2 separate regions of the Homo sapiens genome follow, and region 2 is linked to region 1. A link is an interaction called in ENCODE POLR2A ChIA-PET data of the cell type or tissue named here. Cell type or tissue: K562. All regions are shown on one strand. Links, peaks and the distances in the headings refer to the core of each region. The heading gives the core; the rest is flanking DNA.

The links. Peaks named below come from ENCODE experiments on the same cell type or tissue, not always from the same donor. Only the 100,000 strongest peaks of a DNase experiment are listed, where the experiment ranks them.
Region 2: POLR2A ChIA-PET joins it to region 1 with 6 read pairs; 3 of 35 experiments call an interaction of 5 or more read pairs at or near these places.

What each region holds. Positions count from the first base shown.
Region 1 is chr19:35,316,750-35,322,117 of GRCh38, forward strand. No RefSeq gene overlaps it. Among named protein-coding and RNA genes, the nearest start is that of CD22, 9.8 kb to the right of the region's middle. RefSeq lists an enhancer at 2,296-2,475. In K562, for the core only: no CTCF peak of the experiment used is centred there; DNase peaks (open chromatin) are centred at 2,068 and 2,430.
Region 2 is chr19:35,370,219-35,375,586 of GRCh38, forward strand. It overlaps GPR42 (G protein-coupled receptor 42), which reads left to right and starts at 850. Exons shown (of 2, transcript NM_001348195.2): 1 at 850-900; 2 at 1,131-2,744. The coding sequence starts at 1,142. The coding sequence ends at 2,182. In K562, for the core only: no CTCF peak of the experiment used is centred there; a DNase peak (open chromatin) is centred at 4,883.

The DNA of each region.
Region 1 (5,368 bases), core at 272-5,271:
TGTCAATAACCAGGGATCGGGGAGTAACTCACGCTGCCCAAAGTGCAGCTTGAGGGCCCTGGGAGCCACTGTGACGCTACTGTGTATGCTTCATTTAGTATGCACCGGAACAACAGGAAACCAGAATGCCGCACCAGCTTCGGATGAGGCTAAGTCAAAATAAATAAATAAGAAAGAAATCAATCAACTGAACTGATTTTAAAAATGTATTAAATAAACATGTTGCAGGTGGCTCCTGAAGGTTGTAGGCAAACCTCTAAAGTTTGGGAAACAATGAGGGAATTTGACACAAAGACCATCCTTAGGAGGGACCGGCACTCAGCCATGGCGAACGTGTAGGACCGAGCCAGGTGCGGTGGCTCATGCCTGTAATCCCAGCACTTTGGGAGGCTGAGGCTGGTGGATGGCTTCAGCCCAGGAGTTTGAGACCAGCCTCAGCAACATAGCGAGACCCTGTCTCTACAAAAAATACAAAAATTAGGCAGGTATGGTGGCATGCGCCTGTAGTCCTACCTACTCGGGAGGCTGAGGTGGGAGGGATAGTTTGAGCCCAGGAAATGGAGTTTGCAGTGAGCCGAGATTGAACCATTGCACTCCAGCCTCAGCAACAGAGTGAGACCCTGTCTCAAAAAACGAACAAACAAACCAGTAGGACCTGAACTCAAGTTCACTCTCTCAGACTTTCCCCACCCAGCTCCTGGACCCCACCAGAATTCAACACATGCTCACTGAGCACCTCTGTGTGCCAGGCCTATGCTGGGCCCCAGGGTCACAGCAGTGCCCAAAAAGAATCACTCTGTGACCTCCCAGAGCTGACATTCTGCAGAAGAGACAGACAACGATCAGAAAGACAAGCAAACACATGACCGCACATCTGACAGTGAAGGAACTGCAGAGGGGTGCAAGGTCAGGCTGTGCTGGGTCAGGCTGCCATTTCAGAAAGAGAAGTCATTTGACTTGAGACCAGAAGGAAGTAAGGGAGGGAGCTCTGTGGGTTCCTGGGGAATGTGGGTCCAGGGAAGGCCAAAATCGAGTGCAAAGGCCCCTGGCGAGAATGTACTTGTTACCTTCATGGAACAAGAAGGAAAGAAGCATGCTTGAGTGGAGTGATGGAGCCAGAGTGGTTGCCCAAGGAAGCTCGATTACACAGGGCCTTGTAGGCCACAGGCAGGACTGGGGCTTGTTTGTTTGTTTCTTTGTTTGTTTGTTTTGAGGCAGAGTATCGCTCTGTTGCCCAAGGAAGCTCGATTACACAGGGCCTTGTAGGCCACAGGCAGGACTGGGGCTTGTTTGTTTGTTTCTTTGTTTGTTTGTTTTGAGGCAGAGTCTCACTCTGTTGCCCATGCTGGAGTGCAGTGGCACAATCTCAGCTCACTGCAGCCTCTGCCTCCCGGGTTCAAGCAATTTTCCTGCCTCAGCCTCCTGAGTAGCTGGGATTACAAGCATGTACCACCACGCCTGTCTAATTTTTATATTTTTAGTAGAGACGGGGTTTCACCATGTTGACCAGGTTGCTCTTAAACTTCTGACCTCAGGTGATCCACCCGCCTCAGCCTCCCAAAGTGCTGGGAATACAGGCGTGAGCCATCCCGCCCAGCAATGGAATTTAATCCTAGGTTTTTTTTTTTTTTTTTTTTTTGAGATGGAGTCTCGCTCTGTCACCAAGGCTAGAGTGCAGTGGCATGATCTCGGCTCATTACAACCTCCGCCTCCCGAGTTCAGGTGATTCTCCTGCCTCAGCCTCCCAAGTAGCTGGGATTACAGGCACGCACCACCATGCCCAACTAATTTTTAATAGACACGGAGTTTCACCATGTTGGCCGGGCTGGTCTCGAACTGCTGACCTCAAGTTATCTGCCTGCCTCTGCCTGCCAAAGTGCTGGGATTACAAGTGTGAACCACTGTGCCCAGCCAGGACTTGGGCTTTCAAAGAGCGCGTTGAGAAGCCGCTGGAGAAGTGAGTTCGGAGGGGTGTGATGGCAGGCTTGAGGCTTCAGAGGCCCACTGGCAGCTGCGTGGACAGTGAGCACAGGCTATCAGTGGAGGCAGGGACAGGGCTTGGGAGGCCCTGGCCATTGTCCAAGAGAGAGGAAGTGGAGATGGGGAGAGGGGTGGGGTCAGGACCCATTTTGGAGGAGGAAGTGGTGAGACTCACTTGAAGAGTCAAAGGTGACTCCAGCAGCTTCCTTAAGAGGTTGAAGAAAGCAGGAGGGGCAGGTTCAGTGGAGAACGCAAGAGTGATCTACTCCGGCCGAGTTCAGGCCCAGGGAGGCCCTCAGGGACAGGGAAGGCAGATGGCACCCCCTCCCTGGGAAATGCCAAGCCGAGGAAGAGTCAGAACACATGACACAGTGACTCAGAGAGATGGGGGCAGACGCTGAGATGAGGGTTGGCCAGGCAGGAAGGAAGGTGAGAAGGTCTCATGGCCTCACGTGCCAGTAGGGCTGGGCCACCACGTGTGGGAGGGAGGACACCCAGGCACCAGGCCATGGTCATGACACGGGTCTCTTTGTCCCTCCCGGTCTGCCAACCTCCTGAGTCACTCCTGACGGAGATGACTGATCCATCCCTGGCCCGCCTCCCACCCTGTCCCTGGGACAGTGCCTGGGGCAGGCAGCTCCATTATCCTCCTTGATGAAAGAGCTCCCAGCCAGCACTGGCCACTCCAGAGCCTCCTCCCCAGGTGGGTGATCATGCAGGGCTGGGCTCTTGCGACTGGCCGGGGGTAGAGATGCACCGCACTGCTGAGAAGTGCTTTCTAGGAGTTCAAGACCAGCCTGGGCAACACAGCAGACATTGTATGTAGAAAAAAAAATGTTTAAAAATAAGCTGGGCACAGTAGTGCATGCCTGTCATCCCAGCTACTCAAGAGGCTGAAGCAGGAGGACCACTTGAGCCCAGGAGTTTGAATCTGCAGTGAGCTATGAGTGCACCACTGCATGCCAGCCTGGGCAACAGAGTAAGACTCAGTCACTAAAAAAGAAAAAAAAAAAGATCGAATGTGGTGCTCATGCCTGTAATCCCAGCACTTTGGGAGGCCAAGGCGGGCAGATCATCTAAGGTCAGGAGTTTAAGACCAGCCTGGCCAGCATGGCAAAACCCCATCTCTACTAAAAATACAAAAATTAGCCAGGCGTGGTGGTACGCGCCTGTAGTCCCAGCTACTCAGAAGGCTAAGGCAGGAGAATTGCTTGAACCTGGGAGGCGGAGGCTGCAGTGAGCTGAGATCGCACCATTGCACTCCAGCCTGGACAACAGAGTGAGACTTGGTCTCAGAAAAAAAAAAAAAAAAAAAAAAAAGAAAGAAAAGAAAAAGGGGGAGAAAAAAAGGAGAAGTAGGCGAGCCTCTTTCTTTCCCCACTCTTCTCGCTCTCAACTCCAGGCTGCTCCTTAAACAGGAGGTGACAACCTCAACCTCGCAAATTAAAAAAAAAAATCTTTTAATTTTGAAATAATTATCACAGGAAGTTGCAAAGATAGAACAGAGAAGTCTGGCAGCAGCTGAGCCAAAGGCCCCTTCCCACCCTAGAGCTCGATCTGCCTGGGGAGCGGGAAGGAAATGACAGTTTAGTCCCAAAGGGCCTCTCTGTGAAGCTCAGGCTAGGGCTGAGTAGCCAGAGGTGGGTGAATTAATGTCTGCAGGGAGTGCTGGGTCAGCAGCGTAAGTGACAATGTCTGGAATAATGACAGCTCACTTTTACAGAGAGCCCGTTCCATAGCAGCCACCATGCAAAGTGCTGTAGGGGCTGGGGACCTGTCACAGCATAGCCCTGAAGTCATAACAGCAATCTTATTATCACCCTGGGAGGGAAACTGAGGTGATGTCACAACAAACACGTGGCAGACCTGGGACTGGAACCCGGGTCTTTTTACCACATGCTTGTCATGGGATGTGCGAGTTGCTGAGTGTGTCCTGTGTGTGCTGTCACCAGCCCGGTGAGGAAGGCACTATCATTGTTCCCGTCTTACCATCCTGGGCAGAGGTTGGGGGGTGAGGGGGACATAGCCAGGCAGGGAGTAGCCACCCAGGGCTCACAGGGACTCTGTTAGTTGCCTGCTTTCACTGCTTCCCTGGTAAAGGGGTGACAGTCAAGTCACCAAAAAAGGAGACCAACGACCTGTTTGAAGGAACAGGGAGGAAGAGTGAAAGCGCCGAGGCTGCGTTCTCAGGAGTCCTGCTCCTCCTCCCTTGCCTTCTCCACGCAGCCCTTGGCCTCCAGAAATCAAGACACGTCCACAAGCCCAATCTCCTCCTGTTAGAAGACTATGAGCCACACCTGGTGCTGTGGCCTGCAGAAACCTCAGCTACTCCTTCTAGGTGAGGAGCAGGAATTCAAGCCCCAAAGGGTACCCTCCCTGAGACCTTTGGGACCTGGCCACCTGGCTTGGAGTCCCCCATTGAGATTCCTGGGATTAAAAAAATAAAAATATACGGCCAGGTGCGGTGACTGGCTCCTGTAATCCCAGCATCTTGGAAGGCTGAGGAAGTGGATTGCTTGAGGACAGGAGTTGGAGACCAGAATGGGAAATGTGAGACCCCGACTCAATAAAAAATAAAAAATAAATTAACGGGGTATGGTGGCTGGTACCTGTAGTTCTAGTTACTCAGGTGGCTGAGGATTACTTGAGCCCACCTCAAGTTCAAGGCTGCAGTGAGCTATGATCACACCACTTCACTCCTTCCTGGGTGACAGAGCGAGACTGTCTTAAATTTTTTTTTTTTTAATAAGTATAGATTCACAGAAGTTGCAAAGATAGAATAGAGAAGTCTGGTGTACTCTTCACCCAGCATCCCCTGATGGTTACTTCTTAAGTCATTCAGGACAATATCAAAACCAGGAATTTGACATTGGTATAATGTGTGTGTACAGTTCTATGTCATTTTATCACATCTGGATGTATATAACAACAACTGCAGTCCAGATACAGAATTATTCTGTTACTACAAAGACCTCCCTTGTGCTACTCCCTTCATAGTCAGACACTTTCCCCTACCATCCCTAACCCCTGGCAACTTTTCATCTTCTCCACCTCTATCATTTTGTCATTTCAAGAATGTTATGCCTGGGCGTGGTGGCTCACACCTGTCATCCCAGCACTTTGGGAGGCTAAGGCAGGTGGATCACTTGAGGTCAGGAATTTGAGACCAGCCTGACCAACATGGTGAAACCCCATCTCTACTAAAATACAAAAATTAGCCAGGCATGGTGTTAGGCACCTTAATCCCAGCTACTCGGGAGGCTTAGGTAGAAGAATCACTTAAATCCTAGAGGCAGAGGTTGCAGTGAGCCGAGATCGAGCCACTGCACTCCAACCTGGGGGACAAGGGCAAAACTCCGTCTCAAAAAACAAACAAACAAAAAGAATG
Region 2 (5,368 bases), core at 1-5,000, 53 kb after region 1:
GAATGAAATCATGTCCTTTGCTGCAACATAAATGCAGCTGGAGGCCTAAGTGAATGATCCTAAGTGAATTAACACAGAAACAGAAAATCAAATGCTGTATGTTCTCACTTTTAAGTGGGAGGTAAACAATGGGTACACGCAAACATTAAAGATGGAAACCATAGACAGTGGGGACTCCAAAGTGGGGGAGGGAGGGCGGAGGACAAGGGTGGGAAAACTGCCTATTGGGTACTATGTTCACAATTTTGGTAATGGGTTCAATAGAAGCCCAAACCTCAGTATTATGCAATATACCCATGTAACAAACCTGCACATGTGCTCCCGAATCTAAAATAAATATTTTCAAAAAGCAATTGACCTATATTATTAACATTTTAATCTACCTGTATATATGTTTTAATCTGCATGTGTTCATGCTTTGAAATATGGTACAGGTACTATGACAATCCCTGTTCTGTAGGGGAGGAAGAAGAGACACATCTCTTCCCCCACATCACAAAGTCAGGAAGGAACAGACCTCACGGAGTCCAGTCTGTCACTGGCTCATGCTTTGTGCCCTTAAAAGGCAAACTGGATAAGTGCCATTCTAGAGAATCAGACAAAATTCAAGTGGAAGAGAGGGGAGGGGAAGAAGACGTCAGCTGGGGCCTGTTTGGAGCATCCCAGCTGAGGCTGCGCAAGGAGGGAGGCACGCAGTTGTGGAATTTGTTCCCCTTTTTGCATACTGACCAGCCCTGGCAACGGAGCTCAAGGCATCTTTGTGCCACTGCTCAACAGTGAGTGATGTCATGGGCACGGCCAGGTCTTTATCAGTTCTGCCGGATAAATAGCCAACTGCACTAGGTCTGGAGAGACAGCAAGGTGCTGTGCGGCAGAGCATTTGGGGTCTCAAAGAAGCAGGTGAGCCTGGGCCCGAGGGGCTGGGTGGAGGAGCACCTTGGTGCTTCTCTGCTGGGGAAGGGACAGGGGACAGGGCATGCTCAGGAAGACAGGCAGGCTGACCCCGCCTGGAAGGCACCCAGAGACAAGAGGGGTGGGCGTAGTGACCTCGTGCCCTTTTAGGGGAGATGCTGCTGGCCAGAGGCCGTTAGGGCCCCCACTACCAACTCCATGTTACTCTCTCTCACCAGTGGCCACCACCATGGATACAGGCCCCGACCAGTCCTACTTCTCCGGCAATCACTGGTTCGTCTTCTCGGTGTACCTTCTCACTTTCCTGGTGGGGCTCCCCCTCAACCTGCTGGCCCTGGTGGTCTTCGTGGGCAAGCTGCGGTGCCGCCCGGTGGCCGTGGACGTGCTCCTGCTCAACCTGACCGCCTCGGACCTGCTCCTGCTGCTGTTCCTGCCTTTCCGCATGGTGGAGGCAGCCAATGGCATGCACTGGCCCCTGCCCTTCATCCTCTGCCCACTCTCTGGATTCATCTTCTTCACCACCATCTATCTCACCGCCCTCTTCCTGGCAGCTGTGAGCATTGAACGCTTCCTGAGTGTGGCCCACCCACTGTGGTACAAGACCCGGCCGAGGCTGGGGCAGGCAGGTCTGGTGAGTGTGGCCTGCTGGCTGTTGGCCTCTGCTCACTGCAGCGTGGTCTACGTCATAGAATTCTCAGGGGACATCTCCCACAGCCAGGGCACCAATGGGACCTGCTACCTGGAGTTCTGGAAGGACCAGCTAGCCATCCTCCTGCCCGTGCGGCTGGAGATGGCTGTGGTCCTCTTTGTGGTCCCGCTGATCATCACCAGCTACTGCTACAGCCGCCTGGTGTGGATCCTCGGCAGAGGGGGCAGCCACCGCCGGCAGAGGAGGGTGGCGGGGCTGGTGGCGGCCACGCTGCTCAACTTCCTTGTCTGCTTTGGGCCCTACAACGTGTCCCATGTCGTGGGCTATATCTGCGGTGAAAGCCCGGTGTGGAGGATCTACGTGACGCTTCTCAGCACCCTGAACTCCTGTGTCGACCCCTTTGTCTACTACTTCTCCTCCTCCGGGTTCCAAGCCGACTTTCATGAGCTGCTGAGGAGGTTGTGTGGGCTCTGGGGCCAGTGGCAGCAGGAGAGCAGCATGGAGCTGAAGGAGCAGAAGGGAGGGGAGGAGCAGAGAGCGGACCGACCAGCTGAAAGAAAGACCAGTGAACACTCACAGGGCTGTGGAACTGGTGGCCAGGTGGCCTGTGCTGAAAACTAGGTCCTCCGGGGGAGGAGGGTGTAGCTGGCGTGTCATCCTCAGGGCGCTTCCTCGCTCACGCCAGGAGGGACTTGGAGTGGCGAGCTGGGGCCCGATGGGGCTTGGGGGCAGAGTAGACATCTAGCCTCCCTAAGGGTATGCGCGCTAAAGCCCAGCTCTCGATCTCACCTCCATCCCCATCCACCCACACACTATGGATTGGGCTCTGGGAAGGGGTCAGGGTGAGAGGCTGCTCTGGAGAACAATGAGGTCCTCATAGCAGCAGGCAGCTCCTGTGTTTTCTTGAGGGTGGCAGAGGAGCTAAGAGCAGTGCCCAGGTCTGAGGGGGCTGCCCAGTGAGTGGCAGGGGCAGGAGAGGGGAGAACCCCATCCTCAGAGCTGCTCCCAGCCAGCGAGTCAGGAGCGGGGGAGACAGGGCTCCAGGGATGAGGCCGCATTCTGCTCCCACAGTGCCTTTTCCAGAAAGTTCCCATTGCTCAATAAATGTGGATCATCAGAGACATTTATGAACAATGACAGAAGAAAAATTACCCAAATAAATGTGGAAGCAAGCAAAAGAGAACAGTGTTTCCTTCTTCTCCTGTTTTGTTCTGGTGGTGTGCTTGGGCCGGGTGGGACTGGTGGATGGAAGGAGAAAACACCAGACTCTGGAGGAAAAGGGCCAAACACCAGGATGCCTGGATGCTGGGAGAGGATCTGGCTTGCAGGGATGAAAATAACAGCTGCCCTGTCTAAAGGACTTGGCCTGACACATCATCTCCTTCTATCTCTCAATAGCCCTGTGAGAGGTACCAGCATTATCCCCAGTTTCAGATGAAGGAGTGGCCCAGAGAGGTGACATCTCCTACCCGAGATCCCATAGCTGGTGGGCGATTGAAGTGGGACCAGAAGCTGGTGTCAGTTGACTCTGACACCCATGCCCCTAAGCCACTCTGCTGTTCTCCATCTGTGTGTCACCTGTGGTCACCTGGCCCAGTCAGATGAGGCTGTCTGAGCAGGACAAATGCAAACAGGCTGTGATAAGGAACAGAAGTAAATGCAAAGCACAGTGAGTATCTGTGTGAGTGCATCCTCTCCCCAGTAAAGAAGACTTCTTGAAAAGTATAGATTACGATACTTGGAGTCAATGATTGGGCAGGTGACTCACAGTGGGCACCCGATGCTCCTCGATCTTAGCTAATGCAGGATCTCTTCAACTTTTTACATCCTTGTCCCCTTCAGAAGCCTCTTTGGATATACATCTTTCCTACACAGCACATTCCTCTGCCTGCTTATGCAATTTCAGTGCAACCAACACACTGTCGGTTTATGTGTTGTGGCCCTTTACAAAGACAGAAACTGGCTGGGCGCAGTGGCTCATGCCTATAATCCCAGCACTTTGGGATGCCGAGGCAAGAGAATCACTTGAGGTCAGGAGTTTGAGACCAGCCTGGCCAACATGGTGAAACTTTGTCTCTACTAAAAGTACAAATATTAGCCGCATATGGCAGCATGCACCTGTAAACCCAGCTTCTTGGGAGGCTGAGGCAGGACAATCACTTGAGGCCAGGAGGCAGAGGTTGCAGTGAGCCGAGATTACACCACTGCACTCCAGCCTGGGTGACAGAGTGAGACTCTGTCTCAAAAAACAGAAGGAAGGAAGGAAGGAAGGAAGGAAGGAAGGAAGGAAGGAAGGAAGGAAGGAAGGAAGGAAGGAAAAGAAAGAAGGAAGGAAAGAGAGAAAGAAAGAAAGAGAGAAAGAAGGAAAGAAAGAGAGAGAGAGAAAGAAAGAAAGAAGGAAGGAAAGAAAGAAAGAGAGAAAGAAAGAGAGAAAGAAGGAAAGAGAGAGAGAGAGAAAGAAAGAAGGAAGGAAAGAAAGAAAGAAGGAAAGAGAGAGAAAGAAAGAAAGAGAGAAAGAAGGAAAGAAAGAGAGAGAAAGAAAGAAAGAAAGAAAAGAAGGAAAAGAAAGCCACAAACCATTGTGAGATTTTTTGTTGTTGTTGTTCCCCAAGAACTAGTTTTCACCTATTTGGGATCAACATTGCTGCTGCTGAGAATGTCTGAGCTGCAGAAATGGTCCCATCTAATATACTGATAGAGCCTGTCTCACAGAACTGTAGCCCAACAAAATTAGGCTGAGGACCTTGCTGCAGGAATGGAGATCACACTACGGAAGAAGTGTGAGGTCTCGTACAAGAGAAGAGACCCAGTTATCATCGAATTTGAGCTAAGAGTAGCGTGAATTTAGATGAAGAGGTGTGTGATAGGCTCAACACAAAGCAGGGATGTGTGGAAAGAGGCCAGTGTTAGATGGAGGCCAGGAAGATTACTCAAGGTCCTGTTTCTCTGGAAAATACCAAGCAAAGATAAAGGTAGAACTTCGTATTGGAAAACTCCTTATCTGAAGCTCTGGTGGGTTGAAAATCAAGGTTGCATCTCTGTGTCAGAGACTCTGATCCTCTAAGCAGAAGTATATGTTCCTTTCTTACTCATGATCTCATGCAGCTAAGTTTCTGACTATCTTTGACTTTTGAGAACAAGGTTTCTTAGCAATATCCTTTTGTTAATTAGCAAAACAAGTTTTTAAAGGTTTACAAGAGAAACTTTTTTAGAAGGAGAGATCCTCCTTCACCGAAACCAAGGGCAGGTCAACCCAGAAGGACAAGAGGAAGGGAAGATTCAACCCATCTCGGCTACAGCTTCCTGAGGCCATAGGTCAAGTCTCAGCTTACAGGGGAGTGAGAGGAAACAAGAAATTTTAAATCACCCAGTGTTGGTTGGGTGCGATGACTCACGCCTGTAATCTCAGTGCCTTGAGAGGCTGAAGTGGGAGGACTGCTTGAAGCAAGACTCCGTAATCTAAGAAAAAAAGTTAGTCGGGCATAGTGGCATGTGCCCATAGTCCCAGCTGCTCATGAGGCTGAGGCAGGAAGATCGCTTGAACCCAGGAGGTCGAGGCTACAGTGAGCCGTGATTGTACCACTGCACTCCAGCCTGGGTAACAGAGCAAGACCCTGAAAAAAAAAAAAAAAGGAAAGAAGAAAGGAAGAAAGAAAGAGAGAAAGAAAGAAAAGGAAAGAAGGAAAGAAAGAAAGAAAGAAAGAAAGAAAGAAAGAAAGAAAGAAAGAAAGAAAGAGAAAGAAAGAAAGAGGAAAGAAAGGAAAGGAAAGGAAGAAAAGAAAAGAAAAGAAATGAGTAAATCACCAA